2 separate regions of the Homo sapiens genome follow, and region 2 is linked to region 1. A link is an interaction called in ENCODE POLR2A ChIA-PET data of the cell type or tissue named here. Cell type or tissue: Panc1. All regions are shown on one strand. Each heading gives the region's core, and the rest is flanking DNA. Links, peaks and the distances in the headings are about the cores only. Region 1 overlaps XRN1 (5'-3' exoribonuclease 1). Region 2 overlaps GK5 (glycerol kinase 5).

Evidence for each region. ChIA-PET counts read pairs that join two places held together with the same protein. Peaks named below come from ENCODE experiments on the same cell type or tissue, not always from the same donor. Only the 100,000 strongest peaks of a DNase experiment are listed, where the experiment ranks them.
Region 2: POLR2A ChIA-PET joins it to region 1 with 15 read pairs; 2 of 35 experiments call an interaction of 5 or more read pairs at or near these places.

Annotation. Positions count from the first base shown.
Region 1 is chr3:142,313,254-142,325,306 of GRCh38, reverse strand. XRN1 (5'-3' exoribonuclease 1) reads left to right here. Exons shown (of 41, transcript NM_001282857.2): 38 at 6,404-6,517; 39 at 6,613-6,715. Among named protein-coding and RNA genes, the nearest start is that of GK5, 94 kb to the right of the region's middle. In Panc1, for the core only: no CTCF peak of the experiment used is centred there; a DNase peak (open chromatin) is centred at 6,006; H3K27ac peaks cover 1,491 bases.
Region 2 is chr3:142,176,714-142,184,713 of GRCh38, reverse strand. GK5 (glycerol kinase 5) reads left to right here. Exons shown (of 16, transcript NM_001039547.3): 10 at 1,665-1,791; 11 at 3,149-3,253; 12 at 7,138-7,232. Among named protein-coding and RNA genes, the nearest start is that of TFDP2, 31 kb to the right of the region's middle. In Panc1, for the core only: CTCF peaks have their summits at 3,518 and 3,753 (motif pointing left); a DNase peak (open chromatin) is centred at 3,738.

The DNA of each region.
Region 1 (12,053 bases), core at 1,811-9,810:
GAAATGCAAATCAAAACTACAATGATATATCTCCAATTAAAATGGCTTTTACCAAAAAATAAAAAACAGGCAATAATGGATGCTGGTAAGGATGCAGAGAAAGGGAAACCCTCATACATTGTTGGTGGAAACGTAAATTAGTACAGCCACTATGAAGGACATACAGCATGGAAATTGCTCAAAAAGATAAAAATAGACCTACCATATGATCCAGCAATTCCACTGCTGGGTATAGGTCCAAAAGAAAAAATATCAGTATATGTAAGAGATATTTGTCCTCTCATGTTTATTGCAGTGCTATTCACAAAAGCCAAGATACAAAATCAACCTAAGTGTCCATCAATGGATAAATGGATGAAGAAGATGTGTGTGTATATATATACACACTTCTCAAGATATACACTTCTCAAAAGAAGACATTTATGCAGCCAACAGACATATGAAAAAATGCTCATCATCACTGGCCATCAGAGAAATGCAAATCAAAACCACAATGAGATACCATCTCACACCAGTTAGAATGGTGATCATTAAAAAGTCAGGAAACAACAGGTGCTGGAGAGGATATGGGGAAATAGGAACACTTTTACACTGTTGTTGGGACTGTAAACTAGTTCAACCATTGTGGAAGTCAGTGTGGCATTTCCTCAGGGATCTAGAACTAGAAATACCATTTGACCCAGCCATCCCATTACTGGGTATATACCCAAAGGATTATAAAACATGCTGCTATAAAGACACATGCACACCTATGTTTATTGCAGCAGTATTCACAATAGCAAAGACTTGGAACCAACCCAATTGTCCAACAACGATAGACTGGATTAAGAAAATGTGGCAGATATACACCATGGAATACTATGCAGCCATAAAAAATGATGAGTTCATGTCCTTTGTAGGGACATGGATGAAGCTGGAAACCATCATTCTCAGCAAACTATTTCAAGGACAAAAAACCAAACACAACATGTTCTCACTCATAGGTGGGAATTGAACAGTGAGAACACATGGACACAGGAAGGGGAACATCACACGCTGGGGACTGTTGTGGGTGGGGGGAGGGGGGAGGGATAGCATTAGGAGAGATACCTAATGTTAAATAAAGAGTTAACGGGTGCATCACACCAACATGGCACATGTATATATATGTAACAAACCTGCACGTTGTGCACATGTACCCTAAAACTTATAGTAAAAAAAATAAAAATAATAAAAAAAAAACTGAAAAAAAACCCAATAATATATATTTTAAAATAACCAAAAGAGTGGAATTGAAATGTTCCTAACACAGCAAAAATGATAAATACTTGAGGTGATGGATATCTCAGTTACTGTGATTTGATCATTATACATTGTATCCTTGTATCAAAATATCACATGTACCCCATAAATGTGTGTTATAATTATTATGTATTCATAAAACTAGAAACAAAAAAAAAATAGTAAAAAATATTAACTACTTAAAAAATTTAGTTAGAAGAGTGATATTACTCGAATTTTTTTTTTAAAGAGATGGGGTGTCATTTTGTTGCCCAGGCTGGCTTCAAGCAGTCCTCCCACCTTGGCTTCCCAAAGTGCTAGGATTACAGGCACATGCCACCATGCCCGTCCTGCTCTACATTTTAAAAATCCTTCTCACCACAGTAGTAATAGGAGAAGCTAGATTCTCCTGTCTGCTTAATACTGTCAATCCCTAGTGATACGTGTTTTTTTGTAGAAATCTATGTCCTCATACAGATACAAAATTAGAAAAATGAAGAGAATCTTAATAGCCTTTTCAGATAGTTTTGGCTATACTTTAATATTACATTAAAACTTAAAAGTGGGCCGGGCATGGTATCTCACGTCTGTAATCCCAGCACTTTGGGAGGCCAAGGCAGGCGGATCACTTGAGGTAAGGAGTTCGAGACCAGCCTGGCCAGTGTGGTGAAACCCCATCTCTACTAAAAATACAAAAATTAGCCAGGTATGGTGGCGCATGACAGAGCAAAACTCCATTTAAAAAAAAAAAACAAAAAAAAAACCTTAAGAGTGGTATTTTGTTTAAGGTTAGTTGCAGTGTGGAATCTTGCAGTGTGGAATCTGAAACCTTATCAATAAACATTTTTGTCCTCCATATACTTGTGAGAAGGTAGGAAATAAGAAAAAGTAATGCGAAAAAGAGCATAGCACCTCAATATAATCATGCGCTAGATGCGGTGGCTCACACCTGTAAGCCCAACAACTCAGGAGGCTGAGGCAGAAGGATCACTTGAGCTCAGTAGTTTGAGATCAGCCTGGGCAAGACCTCATCTCTTTATTTTTGAGACAGAGTCTCGCTCTGTCACCCAGGCTGGAGTGCAGTGCTGTGATCTCAGCTCACTGCAACCTCCGCCTCCCGGGTTCAAGCGATTATCCTGCCTCAGCCTCCTGAGTAGCTGGGATTACAGGTGCATGCCACCACGCTCGGCTAAGTTATGTATTTTTAATAGAGACGGGGTTTCACCATGTTGGTCAGGCTGGTCTCGAACTCCTTACCTCGTGATCCACCTGCCTCGGCCTCCCAAAGTGCTGGGATTATAGGTGTGAGCCACCGTGCCTGGGCTAGAACTCATCTCTTTAAAAAACAATTTTTTTTTGTTTGTTTGTTTGGGGACAGAACCTCGCTCTGTTCGCCCAGGCTAGAGTGCGGTGGCACGAGCTCACTGCAGCTTCCACCTGCCAGGTTCAAGCGATTCTCCTGCCTCCTGAGTAGCTGGGACTACAGGCACATGCAACCCCACCCGGCTAATTTTTGTATTTTTAGTAGAGACAGGGTTCACCATGTTGGCCAGGCTAGTCTCACGCTCCTGACCTCAGGTGATCTGCCTGCCTCAGCCTCCCAGAGTGCTAAGATTACAGGCATGAGCCACTGCGCCCGACCATCATCTCTAAAAAAACTTTAAAAACAGCTAAGCGTGGTAGTACCCACCTATATTCTCAGCTATTCAGGAGGCTGATGTGAGAGGATTGCTTAAACCTGGTAGTTGGCTACAGTGAGCCTTGATCACACCACTGTACTCCAGCCTGGGCAACAGAGTGAGACCCCAACTCTAAAAAATATATGCATATATAATTATGAAAATTTGATCTCAGTGCCTCCCTGAAAGGGTCTCGCAGACCCTCAGCTATCCCCAGACTGCACTTTGAGACCTACTGACCGCAAGAAAGTTGTTTTATTCTCTTTATATCCAGTTCTTGATACCCTCTAACCTAAAACAGAAAGCAGTTTTTTCTAAAATCAGGGCCAAGGCAAAGATGCCTGCTTTCACCACTTCTATTCAGCACAGTAATGGAAGTTCTGTCCAGAGCAATTAAGTAAGAAAAATAAATAAATAAAAGACATCTAAATTAGAAGGGAAGAAGTAAAGCAGTATCCGTTTGCAGATGATATGATCTTATAGTAGAAAACTCTAAAGATTCCACAAAAAATCCCAACTAATAAATGCAGCAAAGTTGCAGAATACAAAATCAACTGACAAAAATCAGTTGTATTTTTATACACTAACAGTGAAAAATCTGAAAAGGAAATTAAGAAAACTATGATAGTATCAAAACTATTTATAGTATCAAAAATAATAAAATGCTAAGGAATAAAAGTAACAAAGGAAATGATGTGCTTATACACCGAAAACTACAAAATGTTGCTGAAAGACATGTAAAAAGACAAATAGAAACACACTCTGTTCGTGGATTGGAAAACTTAATATTGTTATGATCTCAGTACTACCCACAGCAGTCTACAAATTCAGTGCACCTCCTATCAAAATCCCAATGGAATAGAACAGAGAGCCCAAAAATAAACCCTTGCATACATGTTCAAAATATTTTTTGACAAGTTGTCAAGACCATTCAGTTGGAAGTGGATAGCCGGGCGCAATGGCTCATGCCTGTAATCCCAGCATTTTCAGAGGCCGAGGCAGGCGGATCGCTTGAGGTCAGGAGTTCAAGACCAGCCTGGCCAACATGGTGAAACCCTGTCTCTACTAAAAATACAAAGAATTAGCTGGACATGATGGCATGCACCTGTAATCACAGCTACTTGGGAGCCTGAGGCAGGAGAATTGCTTGAACCTGGGAGGCAGAAGTTGCAGTGAGCCAAGATCACGCTACTGCATTCCAGCCTGGGCAACAGAGAACAGAGTGAGACTCCATCTCAAAAAAAAAAAAAAAAAAAAAAAAAGGAAGTGGATGATCTTTCAGCAAATGGTGCTGGGTAACTGGATATTCACATTTTAAAGAATGAAGTTAGCCCTTACCTAACTAACATAATATATGAAAATTAACTCAAAATGGATCAAATACCTAAATGTAAGATAAGGCCTAAAACTATAAAAGTCTTAGAAGAAAACTTAGGGCAGAAGCTTCACAACATTGGATTTGGCAGTGATTTCTGGGATATGACACCAGAAGCACAGGCCACGAAAGAAAACATGGACAAATTGTACTTCATGGAAATTTTAACATTTTGTGCATCAAAAGACAATAACAAGAGTGAAAAAGGTAACTCATAGAATAAGAGAAAATACTTCCTAATGATATATCTGATAAAAAATATCTGGAATATATAGAGAACTCATGAAATGAGTCTTAAATGTAAGACCTGAAACAATAAAAATCCTATAAGAAACCCTAGGAAAAACTTCTGGACATTGGCCTAGACAAAGATTTATGACTAATCTCAAAAGCAAATGCAACAAAAACAAAAATAGACAAATGGGACTCAACTAAACTAAAAAGCTCCTGCACAGCAAAAGAAATAATCAACAGAGTAAACAGACAATCTACAGTATTTGCAAACTATGTATCTGACAAAGGACTAAATATCCAGAATCTATAAGGAACTCAACAAGTAAAAAACAGATAACCCCATTAAAAACAGGCAAAGGTCATGAGTGAACATTTCTCAAAAGAAGACATCTCAAGGGGTTGCCAACAAACATGAAAGAAATGTTCAACATTACTAATTACCAGAGAAGTGCAGATTTTAGGGCCACAATGAGATACCATCTCATACCAGGCGGAATGGCTATTATTAAAAAAGTCAAAAAACAGATTTTGGCAAGGATGTAGCAAAAAGGGAGTGTTTATACACTGTTGGTTGGAATATAAATTAGTACAACCTGTATGAAAACAGTATGGTGGTTTCTCAAAGAGCTAAAAATAGAACTATGATTTAATCCAGCAATCTCACTTCTGGGTATCTACCCCAGGAAAAGAAATCATTATATAAAAAGTATGCCTGCATTTGTATGTTTATCACAGCACTATTCACAGTAGCAAAGATAGGGAATCAACCTAAGTGTCCATCAGTGGATGATTGGATAAAGAAAATGTGTGTGGGTATGTGTGCGTGCGTGTGTGTGTGTGTGTGTGTGTGTATACACACACCATGTACTACTATCCTATACACACACCATGTAATATTATCCAGCCATAAAAAGAATGAAATCACGTATCTTGTAGCAACATTAATGGAACTGGGGGCCATTATCCTAAGTGAAATAATTCAGAAACAGAAAGTCAGATATCACATGTTCTCATTTATAAATGGGAACTAAACATGGACATACAGAGTGGAATAATAGACATTAGAGATTTCAAAAGATGGGATGGTTAAGAGGGATGTGAGGGATGAGAAATGACCTACTGGGTACAATGTATACTAATCAGGCAATGGGTACACTAAAGTCCATACTTCACCACTATGTAGTATATCCATGTAACTACATTTGTACTCCCAAATCTATTTTTTAAAAAAAATTAAGGTAAACCAAAACAAAACAAGCTTTTTTATAAAACAGAAAATTAAAGTATAATATAGTTATAATTTAAATATGAGTAGAAAACACATCAGAATCTCTGAGTCTTTTATATTTTGGCAATTAACTTATCTTACCAAAATATCTCCTAAGTAAAGGATGGTATAAACATGAGTCAGCAAATTTTTTCTGTGAAGAGTCAGATAGTAAATATTTTAGGCCTTGTGGGCCAGATAGTCTCTATCACAGCTTCCGAACTCTACAGTTACAGTGTGAAAGTAGCCATTAGAATGGATGTGGCCATGTTCCAGTAAGACTTTATTTACAAAAAGAGGCAGAACTCCATAGTTTGTCAACTCCTTGTATAAAGAAAACAGTTTTGCTGGCTTTCATTTGCATTAGGTGGATTGACCCTTCAGCCAGCTTAGAAAGCTTTTTATTTTGTAAACACTGAAAAAGATAAGGCAACAACTCGAAAATTTTTGCCTGGCAATTGAAAACTTGAACTGAAAGCCCTTTTTTAAATTCTTGATAAAATTATTTTACTTGTTTAGACTAAACTTTGGGAGAGGTCAACTTCCTAGACAGAGAATTTCATAGACATATATATTCTCTTTTTTTAGACAATGACCGTTTGCCAAGTAAAATTATCTAATGGCTTACTGGTACATGGGCCACAGTGCCACTCTGAAAATGAAGCCAAAGAGAAAGCTGCACTTTTTGCTTTACAACAGTTGGTAAGAACTGTCCATGACTTCTCTATTAAAATTTTTATTAGTCCCTATAGAAAGCTTGTATTGCATTGTCTTGTAACTTTTAAATACTTCCACAGGGCTCCTTAGGCATGAATTTCCCTTTGCCTTCACAAGTATTTGCAAATTATCCTTCAGCTGTACCACCTGGAACCATTCCTCCAGCCTTTCCCCCACCTACTGGTAAGATATTTTTCATTTATAAGTATTTGTCATTGAGTTGTTATTTTTACTAAGCTCTTTTAAGAAATCAAGAATGTACTCAAATATCTAGGAATGTAAGAAGAAATTGTGAGAAAGCCTAAAGCCACAGCCTGCAGATTCATCTAAAAGTACCATTCTCTTCCTACAGCCTCTAGTATGGCTAGAGTAGTAAGAAGAGGTTGAGTGGGCAGGCCCTTATTCTCCAGTAGCTGCTAACAGATAAATTTGTGTTTAAGTTAGACATCAAAAGGTAAAAAAAAAATCATGTAATTTCTTCAGGACTGTATTTTCTTATTGGTAGTAGACTATGTCCAAAATCTTGTTGAGACTAACATTTTGTAATTCTAAATCTTAAGTTCTGAGATTTTCTAAATCACTCAGCTTTTTTTCCTAATAGCAGTTGGCTTCCCTTTATCTTAATTATTATTGTTTTAAAGCCAATAATTTATTTAAGTTTAGAAAATCCCTTTTCTGCATCTACTGCCAGGTAATACTCCAGGAATTCTAAATATCTAATGCTTACAATAAGCATTAGAAAGGTGAATAATACTGATTAAATTTATGACATGCAGTTGTCTCTTCTCATTAAACTGAATAATAAAGGATTTCAAAAGTGTAAATCTGTGAGGATGAAGACAGAAGAAATATCAGCAGATTAGAGATTTGAAAAGAGTTTGTGTTGAGAAAAACAACTGCAGAAGTAACCATTTTAGCAGAGCAAGTTTAAAAGCTACAAGCTAAAGTGCCTGTAGAAGAGACTACAAATGAGCATAAGTAGATTGTCCCTCGCCGTTCCCAAGAGGTTCAGATCTTGGAGGCATCAGAAACTATTAGAGAAGATAAAGAGGAGGCATGTGCTGAAAAGAGAGGGATTGGTTGAAAGTCTATGTGCAAAGTGGTGAGACTACCCCCGTCTTCCCTCTGTGACGCAGCCAGACCTCTGCAAGCAAAAAACTGGAGGTGTGTTTTCTAGAGGAGCTATCTAGATATGGGAATACCAGGCAGAGAAGAGAATGGAATGTGAGACTGAAAACACAGAGATTAAGGAAAAGTTCCCTTTTTCTCATCCTGTTCTCAGATTGTAGCCAGTCATACCCTTCTCCCCAGATAGGAAATTGGAAGATGAAAAAAGAATAGAGTACAGGTAAAATTGTTAAGTAAAATTTTAAAATTTAGTAGATAAAGTCCTAGCAAAGCCAAGGAAGATAAAAGCTGTAAAATAAGAAAGAACAGAGACTTAGTGCACAGATCCAGCTCCCACCTTATTAGAGTTCCAGAAAAAGAGATCAGAGATGAAGGAAAGGAGGTAAGTGTCAAAAAAATAATAAACTTTTCTAAAACAAAACGATATGCATCTCTAAAAGAGCCACCAAATGTTGAGCACAATGAATAAAGACACAGATTATCTTCAGATTCTGAATACTAGTGATAAAAAGGTGGTCCTAAGAGATTCAGAGAAGAAATATGTACAAAGATCAAAAATTAGAATGGTACTGCACTATTGAACAGTGCCTAGAAGCCAGAAAGCATTGAATACCTCAAAACCCTGAGGCAGAATGAGTTTCATCCTAATTTCTCTGTATAGCCAAACTGTGAATCTAATACAAAGGAGACACAAAGATATTTTCAGATACGCAAATTTATTTCTTATGTACCCTTTTTTTTTTAAGCAACAAGGTCTCACTATGTTGCCCAGGCTGGTCTCAAAGTCGTGGACTCAAGCAGTCCTCCCACTTCAGCCTTCAGAAATGCTGAGATTACAAGCATGAGCCTTCATGCCTTGCCTACCCTTTCTTAAGAAGCTACTGAATTACATGCTCCAACAAAACAAAGCAGTAGTTTAAAAGAAAATTAGGAAACCAAAATAACAAATTGTAGATGTAGTATAGTTATACAATGAATGGAAATCCCAGGATGCCAGCTGCTCAGTGGGTCTAGAAAGTGACTAGTCCCAACTAGACAGGCAGAGGGAAGTCTTGGCAGTAAGGAAGGTTATTAATAGATGAGCAATGGGAAAACATTAAGGATGGGTATAGAGAAGACTAAGCAGCTTTTATTATATTTTTCCTAAAGAATTGATATGAGCAAGACTAAGCTTTTAAAAAATAATTATTAGCCTGGGCAACATGGCAAAACAGCCTGGGCAACATGATAAAACCCCATCTCTAATCTACAAAAAATACAAAGGTAGCCAGACATGGTGGCATGCACCTATAGTCCCAGCTACTTGGGAGGCTGAGGCGGGAGGATAACTTGAGCCTGGGAGGTCAAGGCTGCAGTGAGCTGTGATCGTGCCACTGCACCCCAGCCTGGGTGACAGAATGAGACCTGTCTCAAAAAAAAAAAAAAAAAAAAAGAAGATAATGACTAACTCAAGTAAAAACAAAAGGTTTTACAAGAAAATACATAATGGATCTCTTTTTACAAGAAAAGAAACATTATCAGAGTACCCAGCTTGGCTCTGCAGTGATAATATTTACATAGCCACATACCACAAATAGATAACACTGTTTGTATATTTAAACAAATGATGTAATGTACTTACATTGGGAGTACAGGGTAAGTAGTGAGGGGTAATGCAAAAAAACTAAATTTTGTTCTATCTGAATAGGAAGTCAGTAGACCTAAAAATGCCTAAAATTAATAAGTTATTAACAAGTAGCATAAGCAAATAATTGAACAGTGTGGAAATATCTAAAACAGTTAAACCTGGAGTAGAACAGATGTCTGCTGTTTTCTGTTGAAAATCTTTTTTAGGCCGGGCGCAGTGGCTCACGCTTGTAATCCCAGCAGTTTGGGAGGCAGAGGTGGGTGGATCACTTGAGGTCAGGAGTTCGAGACCAGCCTAACCAACATGGTGAAACCGTCTCTACTAAAAATACGAAAATTCTAAAATTAGCTGGGTGTGATGGCACACACCTGTAGTCCCAGCTACTCAGGAGGCTGAGGCAGGAGAATCGCTTGAACCCAGGAGGCAGAGGTTGCAGTGAGCTGAAATCGCGCCACTACACTCCAGCCTGGGTGACAGAGCTAGACTCTGTCTCAAAAAAAAAAAAAAGAAAAAGAAAATCTTTTTTAGTACAATGTATATGTAGTATTTTGATTTTTTTTAATGTAATTTGTCTAAGGTCATTAAGTTACTATCTAGCAGAACTGGCATCAAAATCCAAGTCTGAGCCAGGCTTGTTGACTCATGCTTGTAATCCCAGCACTTTGGAAGGCCTATCTCAAGAAAACCCCCAAAGGCCCAAACCAAACCAAAACAAAACATTGTTTATATAGTCAAAGGAATGCCAGTGCAGTACAGTAACAAAAGCATGGGCTTTGAAAACAGATAGCTGAGTGTGGTGGCTCATACCTGTAATCCCAGCACTTTGAGAGGCTGAGCTCAGAGGATCACTAGAGCCATGAGTTCAAGACCAGCCTAGGCAACATAGGGAGACCTTACTGCTACAAAAGATGGAAAAAATTAGCTGAGTGTGGTGCCATGTGCCTGTAGTTCCAGCTATTCAGGAGGTTGAGGCAGGAGGATCAGTTGAGCCTGTGAGGCGGAGGCTGCAGTGAGCCAAGATTGTGCCACTGCACTGTAGCCTAGGTCTCAAAAAAAAAAAAAAAAAAACAGACGACAGACTTGGATTTTTTTTTTTTTTTTTTTTTTTTTTTTTTGAGACAGAGTCCCACTCTGTCACCCAGGCTGGAGTGCAGTGGCATGATCAGGGCTCACTGCAGCCTCAACCTCCTTGGGCTCAGTTGATCCTCCTACCTCTGCCTCCCAAGTGGCTGGGACTATGGCACCCACCACCACACCTGGCTAATTTTTGTATCTTTTTATAGAGACAGGGTTTCACCATGTTGTTCAGGCTTGTCTCAAACTCTGGGCTCAAGGGATCCGCCAGCCTCGGCATCCCAAAGTGCCAGGATTACAGGCATGAGCCACTGTGCCCAGCCAACAATGTTTTAGTCATAAAGTTTTCATGACGTAATGGATCTGATGTTTTTATATAGCTCAATGTAATAGTATCACCGTAACTTATAAAATCTAATTTGACTGCTGCTGCTTCACATTCAAAAATGAATACAGTAGCTATGTATAGATTAATTTTAAGTAATTAGTATGTGTAGGGTACCTAAAAGTTTGCACACAAACTTCTCTAAAGAAGAATTGTCTTATGATCATATATTTTTTAAGAGGAATGTTTGTTTTCCCCATTTATTATTGATATTTTAACCTTTTTCATGTTGATTAGTTTATTCATACCTACTAATAATTTTAAGGTTATAATTGGAATGCTTTTGGTCCTATAAAGGTGTTCTCCAAATATTCCAGTTAAAATATGTAAATACATAAATGCCAAGATATTTGGAGGTTAATCAGCAGAGAACAACTTAAGCATTAGATTAACATTTTAAAGTTATTTTGTAAATTTCTATTTTATGGTATAAAAAAATTTGTGATGTAAAATGTCCCAGTTGAGGAATATGTATTTCATATTTGTAACAGTGATTTATTGGGGAAATTACGGAGTTGACCATTGTATAAGATTAGCATAGCATCTTTTAAATAGACCTTCTTAGCATTATGACTCCCACCAAAGTTGCTCGTAGATAGTTTCAAGACCTAATTTTCTACTTTTCTTAGGTCTCACTCTGTCAACCAAGTTAAAGTGCAGTGACATGATCTTGGCTCACTGCAACCTCCACCTCCCAGGCTCAAGCAATCCTCACACATTAGCCTCCTGAGTAGCTGGGACCACAGCCACGTGCCATGCCTGGCATCCCAAAGTGCTGGGATTACAGGCATGAGCCACTGCGCCTCGCCTAATTTTCTGAATCTTATTAGTGTTTTTCATATTAAAAGTTTTCTTCTTCTTAGAATTTGTGTATGTGTATTTCATAACACTGAAATATATTATGATTCTTCTCTCCTAACCTAAAAGTGTCTTAAATAGCTGAACTTTAATTAAGCTATACTGTTTTACAGGTCTGGCTGCTTTTTATCTCTATGAAAAGAATATTTGAACATAGTGCATATCTTCTTCAGTGGCGTGTGCTGGTGCCTTGAATGTCACTGTTTAATGTAGTTTTCAAATGCTCTACTGGTACAGGCTGTCTCCATAAGAATCGCCTATGGAGCTTAATACAAACTCCAGGGCCCCTCAGAGTCTGGCTTACTAGGTCTGAGGCCCTGTCCAGGAATCTGTATTTCACAAACTCCTCAAGTGATTCAGATATACAAATTAGATTTGGCACCCATTGGTTCATTACATTTTTAATAAACAAACTGTAAGTGAAAAAAGGCCTTGACTTCAAATATTAA
Region 2 (8,000 bases), core at 1-8,000, 140 kb after region 1:
TAGGTGTGCACCACCATGCTTGACTAATTTTTGTATTTTTCCTAGAGATGGGGTTTCACGATGTTGGCCAGGCTGGTCTTGAACTTCTGACCTCAGGTCTCCCAAAGTGCTGGAATTATAGGCATGAGCCAGCAGGCCCAGCCTTTAGATGAGTTTTGATCCTTAAAATGTTGCTGTTTGTATATCTACATTTGACTATATTAACAAAATGTTACAATTTTTATTTTAACAAAAATGTATGGTTGGGAAATAGATGGTTTTTACTTACATCTATTTATATCAAAACATTTACCTATGTTTTATATTGTTTAATAAAATAAATAAATTTGTGAGGGTTGGTTATTTTGACTAATGAATGAAACAAATGTTAGTTGAAAATGAAAAAAATCTTAGTTTTTTTTTGGTTATCATTTTTATTCTTATTTTCTTTTTTTTTTTTTTTTTTTTTTTTTTGAGACAGAGTCTCACTCTGTCGCCCAGGCTAGAGTGCAGTGGTGCGATCTCGGCTCACTGCAAGCTCCGCCTTCCAGGCTCATGCCATTCTCCTGCCTCAGCCTCCCGAGTAGCTGGGACTACAGGCACCTGCCACCACGCCTGGCTAATTTTTTGTATTTTTTTTAGTAGAGATGGGGTTTCACCGTGTTAGCCAGGATGGTCTTGATCTCCTGACCTCGTGATTTGCCCACCTCGGCCTCCCAAAGTGTTGGGATTACAGGCGTGAGTCACCGCGCCTGGCCTCTTACCTTCATTTCTAAGATTATTCATAGATAATTAAAAGTCGTGAAGTAGGTTACCCATTAAAAATTCCTAAGGCAGGCCGGGCATGGTGGTTCATGCTTGTAATCCCAACATTCTGGGAGACCAATGTGAGAGGATCGCTTTAGGCCAGGAGTTTGAGACTAGCCTGGGTAATAGAGTGAAACCCCATCTCTACAAAAAAATTTTTAAAGAAATGGCCAGGTGCAGTGGCTCACACCTGCAATCCCAGCACTTTGGGAGGCCGGGGCAGGTGGATCAAGAGATCGAGACCACCTGGCTAACATGGTGAAACTCCATGTCTACTAAAAATACAAAAATTAGCTTGGCGTGGTGGCGCGCATCTGTAGTCCCAGTTACTTGGGAGGCTGAGGCAGGAGAATGGCATGAACCCAGGAGGTGGAGGTTGCAGTGAGCCCAGATCACGCCACTGCACTCCAGCCTGGCGACAGAGTAAGACTCCGTCTCAATGAAAAAGAATTAGCTGGATGTGGTGGTGTGCGCCTGTAGTCCTAGCTGCCTTGTAGTCCTAGCTACTTGGGAGGCTGAGGTGGGAGGATCACTTGAGTCCAGAAGTTTGAGGCTGCAGTGAGCTGTGATCTTACTGCACTCTAGCCTGGGTGACAGAGCAAGACCCTGTCTCTAAAAAACAAAACAAAACAACAACAAACCAAAATAAAAACAATTCCTGAGGCATGTCAGTTATCTGCAGAGTATTAGTCCTAGGGAGACTCCTATCCTATGGTTGTTGCTCCCTATTCTCTTTGGGATTTTTTTTTTTAATTTTAAGGAAAAGGAAAAAGAAACGAAGATGTTTAATCATGAGAGTACAATAAGTGAGACAATGCTCTATAATAAAATTGGCCACTGTTAAGGGCAATGGGTTTACATTTGAACATTTTTGGTAGGTTGCTGACCAGCAATCAGCCATGTTTGGAGAGTGCTGCTTCCAGACAGGTGATGTGAAATTAACCATGGGAACTGGGACATTTTTGGATATTAACACTGGAAATAGCCTTCAACAGACTACTGGAGGTAAGTAGTTAGGATTTATCCTATTTATTAATAAAATATCACTTCTGTTCATATTTAACTTCTGTGATACTTATACTATTTTCCCATTTTGTGATATTCTCTAACATATTTTATTATTCTTAAAGACAGTTAATTATCATTTCCCTTTCTTTTCCCTTTAAGTGAAAAGCATAAAAAACAAGAATGATATTGTTGAAAAATTCAGGATATATGGTCAGCTTTCTGGGTATTTTTCTATAACACATGTTGTATTTGTTCAAAACTCCTTACTAGGGGCCGGGCATGGTGGCTCATGCCTGTAATCCCAGCACTTTGGGAGGCTGAGGTGGGCAGATCACCCTAGGTCAGGAGTTCGAGACCAGCCTGGCCAACATGGTGAAACCCCGTCTCTACTAAAAATACAAAAAAATTAGCTGGGGGCATGGTGTCCGGCACCTGTAATCCCAGCTACTTGGGAGGCTGAAGCAGGAGAATCACTTGAACCGGGGAGGCAGAGGTTGCAGTGAGCCAAGATCGCGCCACTGCACTCCAGCCTGGGTGATGCAGTGAGACTCTGTCTCCAAAAAAAAAAATCTTCTTACTAGGGTTCTAAATTTTTTTTTTCTATTTGTTAGAAAATTATTTTGTGAATTTCTTTGAGTGGTAGTCCTCAGCTAGTGACCAATGCAATGGATAATGACAATTGCTAAGAATTTGCTCTTTTTAATAGAACAAATCCTGGGATTTACAGACCAAGAAATCTAGATTATAGAACTATACTAGTTTGGGCTCTGTTTCCATAACATGGTTACTAAGAGGTGGCTTAAAAAACCTTTTTCCTACCTTTTATCCCTCCTCAAGCTCTTCTTTTTCCCCTAACTAGGAAGATGGAATTAGAAAATGTTGATAATTCTATTAGATTGTTTCTATTTAGGAGCCTTGTTTGAAAACCACAGATAAATACAATAGCATAGTTCTCTAGCAAACCAATCTCATAGTACCCTTTTATTTCTCAAGTAAAATATTTATTGCCATATTTCTAGAGATGTAGACATGCCTATAGCTAATACAAATTAGTATTTATTGTTCATATTATGTGCCAGGCACTGTGCTAAGTTCTTTTTATGTGTTAATTCAGTTTGTTCATTTCGTAGCTCTCTGAGGTAGGCCGTTTTGTAGTTAAGGAAACTGAGGCTAAAAGGTTAGAAACTTGCAAGACTACAGCTAGTAAATGTAAGTGGGCTAGAGTTTGAACGTCCACAGTCTGACTTCAGAGGCACTTTGCAGTTTTTTGAGATAACCAAATCATTACATTGTAGAAGTCTCTATAATGAATTATGCATATATTTGACTTAACATTCGTTGTTTGTTTTGCAAGGCTTTTATCCATTAATTGGGTGGAAGATTGGGCAAGAAGTCGTATGCTTAGCTGAAAGCAATGCAGGAGACACTGGTACTGCCATAAAATGGGCTCAGCAGTTAGGTAAGTTGTCTTTTAAATGGATTTCACAAGCCAGACCTAAAGAATTCAAGAATGCCACAGGATTGCAGATTAGTAGGAAGCAAATGGATTGTTCAAATGAAACACTAAAATAAAATGACATCTATTAAAAGAAAATATAAAGTATTTTTATGATATCGAAATGGTAAAAGGCTAGGTCTTAAAGACAGGAACCATAAAGAAAAAGAATAATAAGTTTAACTATGTAAAATATTAGTGGGTAAGGAGAGATATGCCATAAGCAAAATAAAAGACAAATTGGTAAAAACAATTTGTAGCATATGTCAGAAAAATTAATAACATGACAAAAATGGGCAAAGGACCGAAGTACAGGTATTTTACGATCAAATGACTATAATGAAATGCTGTTCACGTACGATAATTAAAGAAATGCACATTTTGGGCTGTGGTTCCAGTGTCAGTTCAGTTTTCAGTGCTTTTGCAGTGCTATTTGGATCCGCCCCTCATTTGTGCCACCCAGTGGTCAGTCTGGGGGGTGGTTTGCCTGGAGATTAGTTCTCAAAGCCTTAAGCTTGTTGTTTAGGGTCATATCTTCACATGTGCTGCTCAAGAGTGAGACTAGGAGTTCATAAAAACCTTTATAAGGTAATTTTTCCTGAGCTCCTTTCTCTCAGTAATCTCCCTGGTACCTTTTGACTCTTGGGATCCCCATATTGGTGTTCTGGCTAGAAAGCTGGTGCTTTAGTTTCTCTACTGAACAGCTGCTACTACTTCTACCTCCCTAGCTTAGTGGCAAGAGGGATGAGAGAAGGAGAAAAGGGGGGTCAGAGAGAGAGAGAAGGAAAGAAGGGAAAGAAAGGAAACAAAGAAAGAGAAAGAAGGCTGGGCGCGGTGGCTCACGCCTGTAATCCCAGCACTTTGCGGGGCTGAGGCACGTGGATTACCTGAGGTTGGGAGTTCGAGATCAGCCTGACCAACATGGAGAAACCCTGTCTTTACTAAAAATACAAAATTAGCCGGGCATGGTGGTGTGCGCCTGTAATCCCAGCTACTCTGGAGGCTGAGGCAGGAGAATCACTTGAACCCAGGAGGTGGAGGTTGTGGCGAGCCGAGATCACGCCATTGCACTCCAGCCTGGGCAACAAGAGCAAAACTCCGTCTCAAAAAAAAAAAAGAAAAAAGAAAGAGGGAAAGCAAAAGGGATTTTCTTAACGTCTCATCTTTGAGTTTTGGTTGCCTCTGCTGCTCTGTCTGCTGTCACTGCAGCCACAGGATTGCCAGGGGCAGGCAAGACCAAGGGGAGTGGGCGCACGGGAAGAAGCAAGCAACAGGGATTTCCCCCCATACTCTTAGCTTGCAGTTTTATGTGCCTGTGCTACTGGGCTGCCATTGCCGCTACCATAGGATTGCCTGGGAGAATGAAAAAAATCTAAAGAAAACAAAAAATGAGAATCTCTCCACTCTGTCCTGTAGAGACCCTTGTCTCCTACTGCTCAGACCAGAAAGGAGCTTCTATTGAAGCTCTTTCATGTCTGCACTCAGTGTACAGATCTGAGTCCTTGGGTTTCAGGCTACCTCTGAGTCTAGGCCAGGAATATCAGAGAAAATATAAAAACAGGGAGTCCCCAGACGGCTTTTCCATTTATTCCTCCAAGATTCTTAGTTACATTCAGTGGGGGAGAGAGAATGGAGTGTGCTTACTCTGAAAGACTTTTTATCAATTAGCTTATTTGACAACAGATTAAGTGGAAGATTATTTAGAGAAATTCTTCAAGCAAGGAATGAAACAAACAGTGAGGAATGTGAATAAGATAATCTCTCTTTGTTTTCTGTTTCTTTATCTGTTACCAACAATTTTCCTCAAACCAACTGTCTAGTATGTTTTCCTACATCTTATCTTGTAAAAATTGAACATTTGGACAAGATTCATTAAAAAGTATAGATTTTAAAACCAATTTTTTTAAAGAGATAGGAGTCTCGCTATGTTGCCCAGGCTGGATTCAAACTCCTGGGTTCAAGTGATCCTCCTGCCTTTGCCTTCTGAGTAGCTGGGATTACAGGCACGCCACCATACTTGGCTTAAAACCAGTGTTTTTAACATTAGTTTTTGAAGTGGTAGAGATATTTTGATGTATTATCTGGACATTTTGAACAAATGGATGAAACTTACGGATTTGATAACTGTCATTTTGAGTAAAATTTGTAGTTATTATTGAGTGATCCTCATTAACTTGAGTTTTAATGTAAGTGCTCCTTAAATGTCTTTAGTGAATTTAAGTATATTAATTTAGTTATATAACAAATCATAAAATGATATAAAGTCAACTTAATTAAGGCTCTCTAAAGCCAGCAATATTTATTACGACTGAGTCTTTTCTTCTGATCTTTGCTGTTCAGTCCTACATACTCATTCAGAAGTCACTTTACAAACAAGGATATCCAAATGGCCAGTGAAAAGGTATTTAACTTTATTAGTCAGCAGGGAAATCCAAAATCAAACCACCATGTAATACTACCAAAATAGCTAAATTGAAAAACATAGACAATATCAATTATTGGCAGGAAGATAGGTGACGAACTCTCGTGCCTGCCGCTGGCAGGAGCCTTAAATTGGTAGAGCCACTTTGAAAAACTATTTGGCAGTTATCTGTTAAAGCTGGTTCTAAATGTGAAGACCTTAGAACTGGCCATTCCATTCCTTTGTGTTAATAAACAGAAATGTATACATATGTCCACCAAAAATAATGTACATGAATGTTCATTGGGATCTGTTTCTATTAGCCAAACACTAGGAACTACCCAGATGTATATCACTAATAGAATAAATTGATAAATTGTCTATAGTCACATAATAGAATACTATATAGAGGTGAGAATGAATGGAGTACAACTACATGTAACAGTGTGAATGAATCTCACGAGTACGATGTTTAACAAAAGAAATTTGTATCTTGACCTGGGTGTCAGTTACTTGGATGTATTCACACTGTGAAAACTCATCTAGCTATATACACTTAGGATTTGTGCATTTTTCTGGTCTGTATATCATATACTTCAGTTAAAGTTTACTAAATTAATTGTCTTGGTTTTTTTGTTTGCTTGTTTTTTAAAAATTGACTTTTAATATATCTGTTACTGGCCCCTTATTTAACTTATTAGATGGAGTATTTCAGTTAATTTTCTTGGGTATTATATTACAGGTAGATGATACTTTCATCAGAAACCTAGGATGGCTCTTATCTTTCAGAGGATAATTTTTTAATGCCAAAAATCCTACATAGAATTGATTTTTTAAACAGCCCAAATATCTTTAAAGGAAAAAGCAGCCAGGTGTGGCGGCTCACGCCTGTATTCCCAGCACTTTGGGAGGCTGAGGCGGGCGAATCACCTGAGGTCAGGAGTTCAAGACCAGCCTGACCAACATGGAGAAACCCCATCTCTACTAAAAATACAAAATTAGCTGGGCGTGGTGGCACATGCTTGTAATCCTAGCTACTTGGGAGGCTGAGGCAGGAGAATCGTTTGAACCTGGGAGGTGGAGGTTGCGGTGAGCCGAGATTGCGCCACTGCACTCCAGCCTGGGCAACAAGAGTGAAACTCCGTCTCAAAAAAAAAAAAAAAAAAGAAAAAAAACGTAAGTCCTGCTGCATACAGAGCCTATCTAAGAGGGCCTTCTACCTCCTGTCTCCCTTCTATGGGCCTGGAAACCTATGCAGTGTGAGAATTCAGATAGTACCAGAACAGAATGGTCTTTGTGCTGACCCTTTTAAGTGAGCAATCTTTTACATTATATTCATAATAAATGTTGATGCAGGTAAATACTATCATGTAACATAATTCTGTTTGTGCCTCTCTAACCTCTTCATTTTGTTTTAGGGTTTTTTGTTGTTTGTTTGTTTTTGCAGACCTTTTCACAGATGCTGCTGAGACTGAAAAAATGGCCAAAAGTTTGGAGGATTCTGAAGGAGTTTGTTTTGTTCCATCTTTTAGTGGATTACAGGTATGTATTTTTTAAAGTTAATGGCAATCACAAATATTTTTCTCCTCCTGCCACATCCAAACTTATATATCTACCATTCTGTTACCTTAAAATTTGAGCACTGAACAGAACTAAGATGAAAGGTAGATTTTAGGGCTGAGAAGTTATGCTCTGACCAAGCATGAATTCCATGAGGAAGCAGAGCATCCTGAATGTGGCCCTGCTGGCTTGGCTTGTGCTGGTAGAATTCAGCTGACTTCTGCTTAGAACTGTGTGGAACCTAAGAGTTGGCAGGTTTATCATAGAACTTTTACATAAGACTTAGCATTACTTTATCATGACCAAAAATAGCCATTTCACAGTGGGGGGAATGTATCAGTAAATTTGCATTCTTTACTTAGAGGAAATAAGCCATTGAGAATTAAGATAAATAATGTCAAGGTACATACATCACACACATATGCACACACATGTATATGTATGTGTATATTTTGCACTTGTACATTTGTAAGTTTTAAACTTTTTTTAAAAATCAAAATCTTGGCTGGGCGCGGTGGCTCACGCCTATAATCCCAGCACTTTGGGAGGCCGAGGCGGGTGGATCACAAGGTCAGGAGATCGAGACCATCTTGGCTAACAAGGTGAAACCCCATCTCTACTAAAAATGCAAAAAATTAGCCATGCATAGTGGCACGTGCCTGTAGTCCAAGCTACTCAGGAGGCTGAAGCAGGAGAATTGCTTGAACCTGGGAGGTGGAGGTTGCAGTGAGCCGAGATGCCACTGCACTC